Linked DNA regions of Homo sapiens: region 1 is linked to region 2. The links are chromatin loops, found by intact Hi-C in ENCODE. Cell type or tissue: heart left ventricle. All regions are shown on one strand. Each heading gives the region's core, and the rest is flanking DNA. Links, peaks and the distances in the headings are about the cores only.

What was found. Peaks named below come from ENCODE experiments on the same cell type or tissue, not always from the same donor. Only the 100,000 strongest peaks of a DNase experiment are listed, where the experiment ranks them.
Region 1: it touches region 2 in a loop (5-fold over the local background); 2 of 110 quality-filtered maps call a loop at or near these places.

What each region holds. Positions count from the first base shown.
Region 1 is chr7:113,981,751-113,987,150 of GRCh38, forward strand. No RefSeq gene overlaps it. Among named protein-coding and RNA genes, the nearest start is that of PPP1R3A, 65 kb to the left of the region's middle. In heart left ventricle, for the core only: no CTCF peak of the experiment used is centred there; no DNase peak of the experiment used is centred there.
Region 2 is chr7:113,915,805-113,921,204 of GRCh38, forward strand. It overlaps PPP1R3A (protein phosphatase 1 regulatory subunit 3A), which reads right to left and starts at 3,205. Exons shown (of 4, transcript NM_002711.4): 1 at 2,411-3,205. The coding sequence starts at 3,192. In heart left ventricle, for the core only: a CTCF peak has its summit at 3,393; no DNase peak of the experiment used is centred there; H3K4me3 peaks cover 3,008 bases; H3K27ac peaks cover 3,627 bases.

The DNA.
Region 1 (5,400 bases), core at 230-5,229, 66 kb after region 2:
CCCATGTCAAATGACTTGAAAGGATTCCCTGTGGGAATCCTTCCCACTCCATTGACTTTGGACTTCACCATGTCACTTGTTTTGTCCAATAGAATGTGAGCATAAGTGATGTATGCTACACCTGGGCAGAAATTTTAAGAGCCATTACATGTTTTGCTATTCTTTTTTCCTTCTGCCAGGAAAAAGATATGTTTCAATATGGGTTATTCTTGGAATGAAAAAAACCACACACACACAGAGCAGAGCCACAATCATCCTGCAGTTGCTACAGCCCAAATATAATGAATGAGAAATAAACCACTGAGATTTAGGGTTCTTTTGTTGCTGTAGCATAACCAAGGAAAACGTAATATAAAATACATAAATCATTACAAAAACACCAGGAGTTTGTGGTAATACAGAAGAGGAACAACCAACCTGTCCAGGAGTAAATGGGTAGTAAGGGAAAACTTTTTGGGGGGAATTATGTCACAGCAAAGGGTGGACTAAAAGGTAGAAATGGGCTGGGCAGAGAAGGCTTTCATGGAAACTGTACATTCTATGTAAAACCACAGTGCTAACAAGTGACAGAAGAAAATATGTTTGGGAAAAGGAAAATAGTAAGGTATGATGGGAAATTGGGGTGCATGTGGAGGTAAACATGCACTCAAATCTCAATAAGACTGACCTTGACCAGTCTATTAGACCAAACCTGCCTCTTCAATCCCTGAACTGCTGATCAACTTTTTAATTCTATAGCATGTGTCATCTTCTAACATACTGGATAATTTACTTACATACTATATTTAGCAGTTATTATCTCTTCCACCACTGGAATATAATCTCCGTGAAGGCAGGGATCTTTGCGTATACTGTTCACTGATATGTCCCAAGCACAGAGAAGTGTGCCTAGACACTAGAGGAGGTGATCAATAGTAGTTGCTGAAAGATTCCAAAGTCATTCAAAGGTTTCAAAGATCATGCTTAGGAGTAGTTTTTATCATAATGAACACAAGGAGACAATGAAAATTTTAAGCAAGTGAGTAAAGTGACTTGCATCTCAGAAATATCATTATGAAAGTAATATGAACAATGAACCGGAAGGAGAAAGGTGGAGGAAGGTGGCAACTCTCCTACTGACTTTTATGTGAAATTTGTGATGGCCATTTTGTACCATATTAAAAAAAGAGTCTTTAACAGCTTAATGAAAGTTTCTAAATACTCTGGGAGGAGCAGGAGTAGAAGTTGAGCCAGAAATATTTTCACAATATTGAGGTTCCAGTATAGGTTGGAGATGATAAATTTGCCGACTCAATCTAGAAGAGTCCTGTAATCTTTCTTAGCAGAAAATCATTTTCCTAAATGTAAGGGCTAAGAAGGCAGATTGTAAGACCTATAAACAATCAGGCAGTTTTAGGGCAGAAGAATAGTACTAGAAAACCAGGAAAATGTGAGAATACAAAATAAAGAAAGCATAAAGTAGTGTGGGGATGGGAGTATAAGGGTAGAGTATCTGAGACATGTTGGGCAGTGTTCAAAATAGACAATGTTAAGTGAAATGATGAAATTATTTCCTCAAGGTTATAAAATGAAACTAGCATCTCTCTCTCTCCCTCTTTTTCTGTCTCCTGCTCCCTCCCTTTTCCCTTCCTCCCTCCCTCTCTCTCTCCTTCCCCTGCTCTCTCTCTCTCTCTCTCACACACACACACACACACACACACACACACACACACAGTGTATAATATTCCCTTTCTATTCATAGTATTTGTTATTGTATTTTCTCTTCTGGCCCTCACATTCCTTGTCCCGAACTGTTACAAACTGCAAAACCAATTAGAGCTAAATGTTTATATTAGTTGTTTCTTGATTTCTCCAAGAAACTCTTAATATGTAGTGCAACGCTGCAAGTAAATTCGTATTCATGCTTTAAGAACTAAGATAGTACTACCAACAAGCAATGGGAATAACTGACTAATGACTCCTTTATATTTAACCAGCAGTTATTATTGGATTTAATAGAATACTTCATTTCTGAGATTTTTCATAAATACATAAAACAAACATTTATTGTTTGTCTTGGTGTAGAATACATAACCAGAAACAATGGTTTTCATTTGTTCTGCATATCAGTGAAGAAGTTAATCCTTTCACAATGTTATCTAGCTGTAATCCTTTTTTCATTAATCATAAGATTTTAATGGAGTGTGCTGAAGTGTTTTTTCCAAGATTATAAAAACATGGAGGACTAACATCATGAACTGTTTATCTTCATATTTACTGCATTGTAATTTTTTAGTTCCAATTTATATTTTTAATATCAGCAGTTCTACTTTAATTGTTTACTACATTGACTTAATATGGTATAAAAAGAGAATGGTATACTAACTTGAGTTCCACAACATTTCTGATTCAATTGGTCAACTTACTGAGGCACATTTTATACTTTCTGAAAACCCATTATGAACCAATAATTGATGTCTATTATAATGAATGAAGATACACTTCTAACTAATTAAAAGGCAGTCAGCATTCATCAGAAAGAAGAGTTTCAAATGGTTCCTGGAGTCTCATCATTTGTGTCACTTCTGAATTTTTTGTAAAGCAATATATTTTGAACAGTACAAATGAAGTCACTTCAGGAAAGCCATCTTTATCTTATATTGAAATTATATTTATAATTTCAAAGACCATTCTCATCTTACCTGCAAATAAGATGAATTTAGCTTCTATTTGAATACATTAAGGACAACTTTCATCCCTACTAGATCCAGAATCAAGGATGAATAAACAGTGCAAGACACAACATCTCCCTAAATGAACGCTTCATCAACAAGGAAAGAGGTGAAGACAGAAAGGGAAATTAATGGAATATGCACCCGGTCAACATTAATGAATTTTTCTTTCGGGCGATTTTAGACAACAGAGAAAAGCTTTTGACTTACCTCTTCAAAAAATGTATTTGGTTACATGGGGAAATTTTACTCTGTCTATATTCTAAGATTTATTTGACCAAAGGTACTTCTATTTCCTGAACACTGCATGGAAAATAATTTATTTTAATAGAGCATGGAATATAATATTTTTAAATACTTTATTTCAAATGTAATAACAAATACCTTTTATCTGCAACAAACTTACCATCATTAGCACTGGGCACTGAAGTCTAAGAAAAACTATTTAAGTGGTTCCTGTGAAAGTTAGTCTACCTATACAACCTAATATCTACCTCTTTTTTTCATAATTAGTAGGAAATCTAATCATTTCTTGACCCATTTAGACATGTGTCAACAAAAATGCCATTTGTAATTTTAATGTTGTTAATATTCTTCAATACAAATAACTATTTGAAAATTATCTTCTTTTGATATCCTGTGATACAAGGTAAATCTGAAATATATTATGTTTAATTTTTAATAAATTGTCCTTTAAAGCAAATACATTTCATATATTGATAGGAGACATAAATCATTCTTGTGCTCACTTTTGAAAACCTGTTAACAATTTAAAATTATTTAATGTACTCTATGAACTATATTAGACATTTTAAAATTAAGACAAATATAATTTTTATATATTATCCTGTTTCTGTTTATTCTTATACTTCTTATAGGAAAATAGATATATTAAGATACATATAGTATATACCTCTTTTGACTATTTGCTACAAATGAGCTAAGTAAATAAAAATTTTACTGTAGAGTATAATATGTTTAATCATAATGAAAATGATTTTCTTTTAATTATATAAAAATAATAATATTTCTTTTAAGTATGTTTAATATTTCAGATAAAACAAAATGAATACATAAAAGTAATTTTATTGATTCCAAATTTAGTTTTTAATTATTTTCAATATTTTCTATACTATTATTTAGGGAATTGACAGGATTCAATTTAATGTAGGTGTTAAAAATATCAATACTAAATCATAAATATTAATATTTTCAAGCAAATAGATCCTTCTATATAGAACATGTGCTGGTAAATTGTTTAAATGAATTGAAAGTGATTTAATAACATATGTAATAAACAATGTAGCTCTGCTATTAGATTGGTTAGGTCAAATTATAAAATCACTATTCATTATTTTCTTACATTAAGTTTGGTGATGTCAGTAAATATTTATCTGAAACCTGAGCCAACTGTACCCACAAACTGTTTGATAGACTACAATCGACTTAACAGTTTGTAAGGATATTCACTAATACCTTTAAGAGGAAATCAGTGTTATAAAAGCTAATAAAATAAATATTTAAAACTTGCCTGGTGGCAATCATAAATTCTTTTTTTAAATGAGTGGGCAATTTTTCTGAGGTTGGTAAGAGGCTGATGAAACTGAGCAGATTCAAGGAAAGGGACACTTGGTTTTGCCAAACCTGCAAATTGGGCCAGACATCTCACAGCCTTGCCCAGATGAAATGCCTGTGACTAAGGCAAAGAGCTATGGTTGGGGTCTTGTGTGTTCTAATGAACCAACACTGCAAACTGCATTTTTTATTTCTTCAGTCATAAAACTAATGATGCTAAACATACAAAATGAAAATCACACAATATACTTAAATTCAAGAAAAACTGTACAGTATTTGCAACATATATTCCTTTCAAAAATAATAGAGGGGTGTCAGAGTGAGAGCTCATCTCTAAAAATCAGCAGTAGCGGCAACAGCATCATCATCATCATCATCATCATCATCACCATCATCATCATCGGCAGTATTTTATAGAATTGAATATCAAGAAAATAATATTACAGCATTTCTATATTTATTATAAGTTGTTTTAGTTCATTTTTATGTTTAGTTTTTAATCTAATCCATTTATCATCCCAAACATGGAAATGACATTCATAATCTGTCAAAATAATGAACTACAGTGATCTACAATGAGAAATTCCTAGTTACATTTCAGTACATCAAAAAGTCCACTATCTTAGAGTACCAAAACAAGTAGTAGGAGGGAGAAAGGAAATAGAGAAGCTAATATAAATATGTGACTTCCCCATTTAAAGTTTGCCATGTAGTCAGGGAGATGGAATACATATACTTTTAAAGACCTAAAGGAAAAAACATGTACAAAGCAACATTATTCACTGTACAAATTAACACAGTATAAATTGAACACATGGATTGTGAGAGGAGGCCGAAGAGATGAAAGAATCATCAGAGGAGCCAGTCGTGGTATGTTTTCTGTAAAGATTACTGTGGCAATTAACCAGAAAACTGAATTTCTATGAAGTAAAAGCAACACTTTCTAGGTAGAGTGTATGCTAAAGTGAAAAAACAGTAAGTATGGACCAAGTGAAAATTTTGGTGGAAGGAAAGAAATATTTTTGAAATGAATAAAAATCTGTGACTTACTGTTGTCAACAGAAAATAGCAAAATTAAAAAGAAAACTGGTCAATCAGGATATATTCTGGTTAT
Region 2 (5,400 bases), core at 300-5,299:
AAGTACACATTTTGTAAAATAACACCGATAAGGTGTGCTATTTTTCTCTAACCAAACTCTTCACAATAAAATCCAACTGCAATATTCATTTAGAAATTTGATAATGCTCTCTTGTGTGAGTTTTAGGAATATTTGAAACCCCATTGCATATAAATTATATCATGGAAAAGCTGTATAAATATTCTATTATGGCACATGCTGTTCTAAGGATCTGTCAGGATTTCCTTTATACACTCCATTTTGAGTGGTATATAAATCAGATGTAAAAATTCATGTTGGACTGAAATTCAGCACAAAATGCCTCCTCCAGAGGCAAATGCTTTTTTCAAAATGTGGTTCGAATTATGTTGGTCATTTTTAAGTTACAGAAGTGCAGAAAATGTATTTGTGGTTTTGAGGGAGAGAGATTTTTTCCATTTTTATAACTCATTAGGAAACTTTACAGGCCTTCAGACCATTTTGTGGTTTAGTTCTTCTCAGGTTTTTCCCCAAAGCAATATTAAAACTTGAATGGTGTCCGCTGTGAATCCAATGATTACTGTTCTGAATACAAATGTATGTGTGGATACATATAGTTCTACATATCTTCAACTAGGAGAAGTTCCAAAAATATTATGACCAAGGTAGAAGATGAGGCCTATCAGTTGGCTAGTCTTTGCCTTGGTATCAGTCAAGTTTGGCATATCAAAGGAATCAAAGGAATCCCCTATCCAAACCACAGTTCAGCAGGTATTGCTTGAATTTTAAAACTGCATTAAATTGCAGAAAAATCCGCTGAGTTCAACACTGCCTCTTTTATGAGCTTTTAGACAATAATGCTGCGCCTTTTCTAAATTTTGGTTTCTCTAACATATAGAGCAAGTTGCAGTGTGTTTAACAGATATTCACTAATGCTTATCTCATTTCTAAAGTATTTAATATGTATATATTATGCATATAAATTAGTTTGCTAAATAATGTTGAACTTATTTTGTTAGTGTAGCTAATGTGTTAGAGTAATTTCATAAACATCTAAATTATTATTTTAGCCTATGTAGAGATTATTATACTCTCTTTCCTAACAGCATCAGTTAAAATCAAAGAAAGTTTGATTTAGACCAAGAAAGTTGGCCTAATTCACAAAGTTGATTAAGCCAATATTTCAGATGACTTTAAAGGAAAATGAAAATAAACATAATATATATGTTTGAATTGCTTCCATCTATACTGCATTTAGTTTATTAATACATTGGAACAATGCATTTAGTAGTTATTATTTATCGTTTAAAGCACAATTTTTAAAAAAATTTCCCAATATCGTATCTTATGCTTTGTATTAAATTCCCCTTAGAGAATTAAATCTGGGTGTCTTGATTCCAAAACAGTTCCCTTTCCTATTTCCTATATTTCCTATTTCCTACATTACACTATTTCTGGTACAGTTACCAAAATCCTTGGGTTTAGGGACAGTTAAGATGGACCACTCAGAGGATGATCAAACATTTGCCTGTGGCTGGAGCAATGTAGACTTTCCCTCTGGGATACTGAGGAGCAGAAGGGGTCTCACTTCTCCTGAATGTTTTCTCTACTTACCTAGTGTCACAGAAATTAGCCAGCTATGTACTATCGAGACAGCTGAATGCCAGTTTTTCTTATTTTTCACATTAACAAGAGAGTAAGGTTACTAATGAGGGGTCACATCCCAAATCTCTAATCTATATAGCTGAATATCCCTATTTATATTTGGGTCATTTTTTGTTCTGCTCCATTGACTTTTACTAAATTATACTAATTTGTGTTCCATAATGTTATTCTTGGTTATAATTAATGAAATTTTGTGTGTAACTCATATATCACTGATATACTTATGTCTTTCTGTTAATCATTAAGGTCATTTCTTTTATAATTTAAATTAACATGTATCACTTCAAACATCCCTGTATAACTCAAAACAGTTATGAAGAAGTTCTTTGCAGCTTTTGGGAGAAGTTTACAAATTTCTGAGAACTAGATACATATTGAAATATAGTTTTATGTTAATCAAAACTGTTTCAAAGGAAAGCATAGACATTTAAAAACGACTGAAAATAAAAGTACTTTAAATGTCAAAGTAAATAATTTTATATGTGAATAATCTAGATTTCATGGTTTGAGCAGGAATAATTTATAACTCATTAGGCAAGTAATATACACAGTGCACTTCTCTCCCAACCTATTGCATTACAGCCATATTTTTTCTCACATTTGTAGAAAGGGTTACACAGTGCTATTATTTGAATAGCTTTGACCTTGTTAAAGCCTGGCACCATTGTTTTTTACATAGCAAGCAGTATATTTTTAAATAGAGTCACTTTCTTACAACACATGAAATAAAGAATGACATAAAAACTTTAAGATTGTGAATAATAAAATATGTAAGATATATCCTCACCTTGATTTTACCTTTAAGCAGCCTTTTATTTGTCTGTTAGGAACTTCTTTCCATGGTTTTACAGGCTCCGGCTCTTGTTCTTTCTTTTGACAAATGAATGTATAATTTGTGCCATTATTATTTGACCAAAATGTACCAACAGAAGTTTCATAACGTATACAAAACTCAACTTTACTGCCATCTTTTTGATAAGGAGGAACCAATACAATCTTAAAGGAGAACTGGTCAGTTTCACCATCACATGAATTAGGAACATATTCTGCTAAAATGTCATAATGTGTCTGCCAGTCATCTAAAGACATTCTTACATATACTAACTTCTCAAAAGAAACATTCAAAACTCGAATAATACCCTTGATACTTGTAGACCCAAGAAGAGACTCAGTTGACTCCAGTATTGCTTTCTGTATTTGGAGTTGTTGCATAAGATCTTCTTTTGAAGAAGGCAAGTCAAACAGTGGGGCTAAAACATATTCTTCTGTGTGGAAAATGTCCGTCCCTAAGTCAAAAGTGGTTGAAGCACTCGGTAATTCCCAGCAATCAAATTCTTTAACAGACACAAGATTGAATCCAAAGGAATCAGCAAATGAAACTCTTCTAGTACCTGAAGATGGGGTATCCAGGTATATGTCTTCAGAAGAATCAGAACCTCGTCTACTTGGTTGAGGGGAGAAACCAGGTTGGAAAGTAACTTCTTCATCTTCACAAAGAGAGTCAGATAAATTAGGAACTTCTAAAAAATTATCTTTGCTAATCTGACTAGGTACTTCAGAAGGCTCCATTGGGCTCTCTGATATCAAATAAGAGAGAACTGTACGACTAGTAGAGGCTGACATTTGAGATACTGAGGCTTAAAATAGGTATAATGTTACAGTTGACATTGCAAAAAGAACTCAGCTCTATAAATAGGTCCAATGGCGTGTCAACTATGCTAGCCTGCAACCCTGCTAGCCTCCCCCTAAAGGCCTTGCATATGATAGCATCCATGCTACTCCCACCAGTATGTTTCAGATTTAACTGGCAGTTTTTAAAGCTGTATTTGTTTATGAGCTAAGTTCCAAACAGATATTTTTAAATCATGTTCTGCTGTATTGGAAATCCTGGAACTTTAGGATAAAAATATTATTTTAATTAGTTGATGTTAAAAATGAAAATGTGGATTTTTTTTAAATAAAATAAAAGTAGTATCACAATACTGAATATGTAGTTTGGACTAAATTAATCCATGGAGCAGGTAAGTGCAAACAGGGAAAGATAAGAACATTTATAGAACTGAAGAGATCCAGAGCCTACTAATAATGACAGCTATCATTTTCAGGGATTTATAAATGTATAGCTTTATTACAAAAGGGTTAAATAGAGGTGCTGAAAGTTCTGAGGAAGGAAACATGATTCAGATGGGGAAGGTATCATTTTAAATAAAGCATGAAGGGTAGGTGGAATTTAGACATGCAAGGTTGGAGCAAGGCAGATTGTCCAGGTAGAAGAAATAACCCAAGCAAAAGCCTAGAACAAAGAAGTAATCAAATTCATTATTTTAAACATTAGTACATTTATTTTAATTAAGCCATGGGAAAATACAGATAAGACATGTTATTGATTTACAAATATAAGTGGGCAAAGGTAAGCCTGATCCAGGACTAATACATCTACGTAGAATAAAATGTTCTTTTGCAAATGGCCATTTTATGCCCACAAAGCAGAAGTTGATACCATCACACCTTGAAATTCAATATGAGTTTTAAAGTATGAACAGCCTGCTTAAACTGTCACGTTTTTTTTATGTCATAAAACCCAAGTTGGGGGATGGTCATTTTGGTAAAAACCTATAAAAATTTAACTGCACACAATTTGACCGAGAAATGCCCCAGCTAGAAATTTGCTCTGTCAGTATGGGAAAGTATACAAAGATAAATAGAGATCTATGTTCATAACAGAATTGTGCGTTTAACAGTCTCTACAAACCTGTTAAATGTCCCTCTCGAAAGAGCATTGGATAAATAACCCATACAATAGAATGTTTTAGAAGGATAAAGTAGCACTTTATGTGCTAATATGGAAAGATAACCAAGATAAATGGCTAAGTGATAAAAAAGAAAATGTGTACAGATATGTACATAGAAAACTCCTGAAAGGATACAAAAGACAATGTTAGCAGTATTTACTTCTAACCACAGAATTTAAAGATGGCAGAGGAATGGGGGCTCTATTCATTTTACTTTATGGTCTGCTGTACTGTTTGAAATATTATACATGAGCATGGTTTTCTTTCAAAATATCTATTAATTAAACTGAAAAAATATACGAAGTGTGAAAGGTGATTAGTTTTTCTTTTTATAAAGAGCCCAATAGCATAATTTCTTTCAAATGAAAACCTCATTAATATGGTATAACTTATTAGGTAATTTGAATTGCATAAAGTAGTGGATGGAGAAATTATTTTCTAAAATTATAAGTGACTAGTGTCTAGAAGGATAAAGAAATGAAATTATTTGAGCTTTATCTCATCCACATAGCTAGAATGGGTGGTGACCACATGGATTGCTCAAGAATGGGTAATGGCTGCGGAAATGTCTGTGCCTTTCAGATTTGATGACTACAAGTAGCTATATTTCAAGGTACCTGAAATACATTGCTATGTAGTCAAGGAAATCAGCAACAAAATGCTTTATGGAAATTAGTAAAATAGTTCATATAGCCATGTAAATAATGGGATAATGAAAATTTAAGATATAATAATGTACTGAAATATTTTAACTATCCAGGAGTTAGTTAGCAAAGGAATGGAAATGAAGACCCCTGGGTCCATTTCCTGGCTCTGCTGCTTACTAGCTGGATGACCTTCCGAATGTTACTCAGATGTTCTAACCCACAGTTGCCTTAATTGTCAAAGTACAATGTTTAAAATTAAACAAGATTCTTGTTAAATGTCTAGCACAAAACCTATAGTAATAGCACCAGTCACTATTTCAATTCCGATATATGTTTGT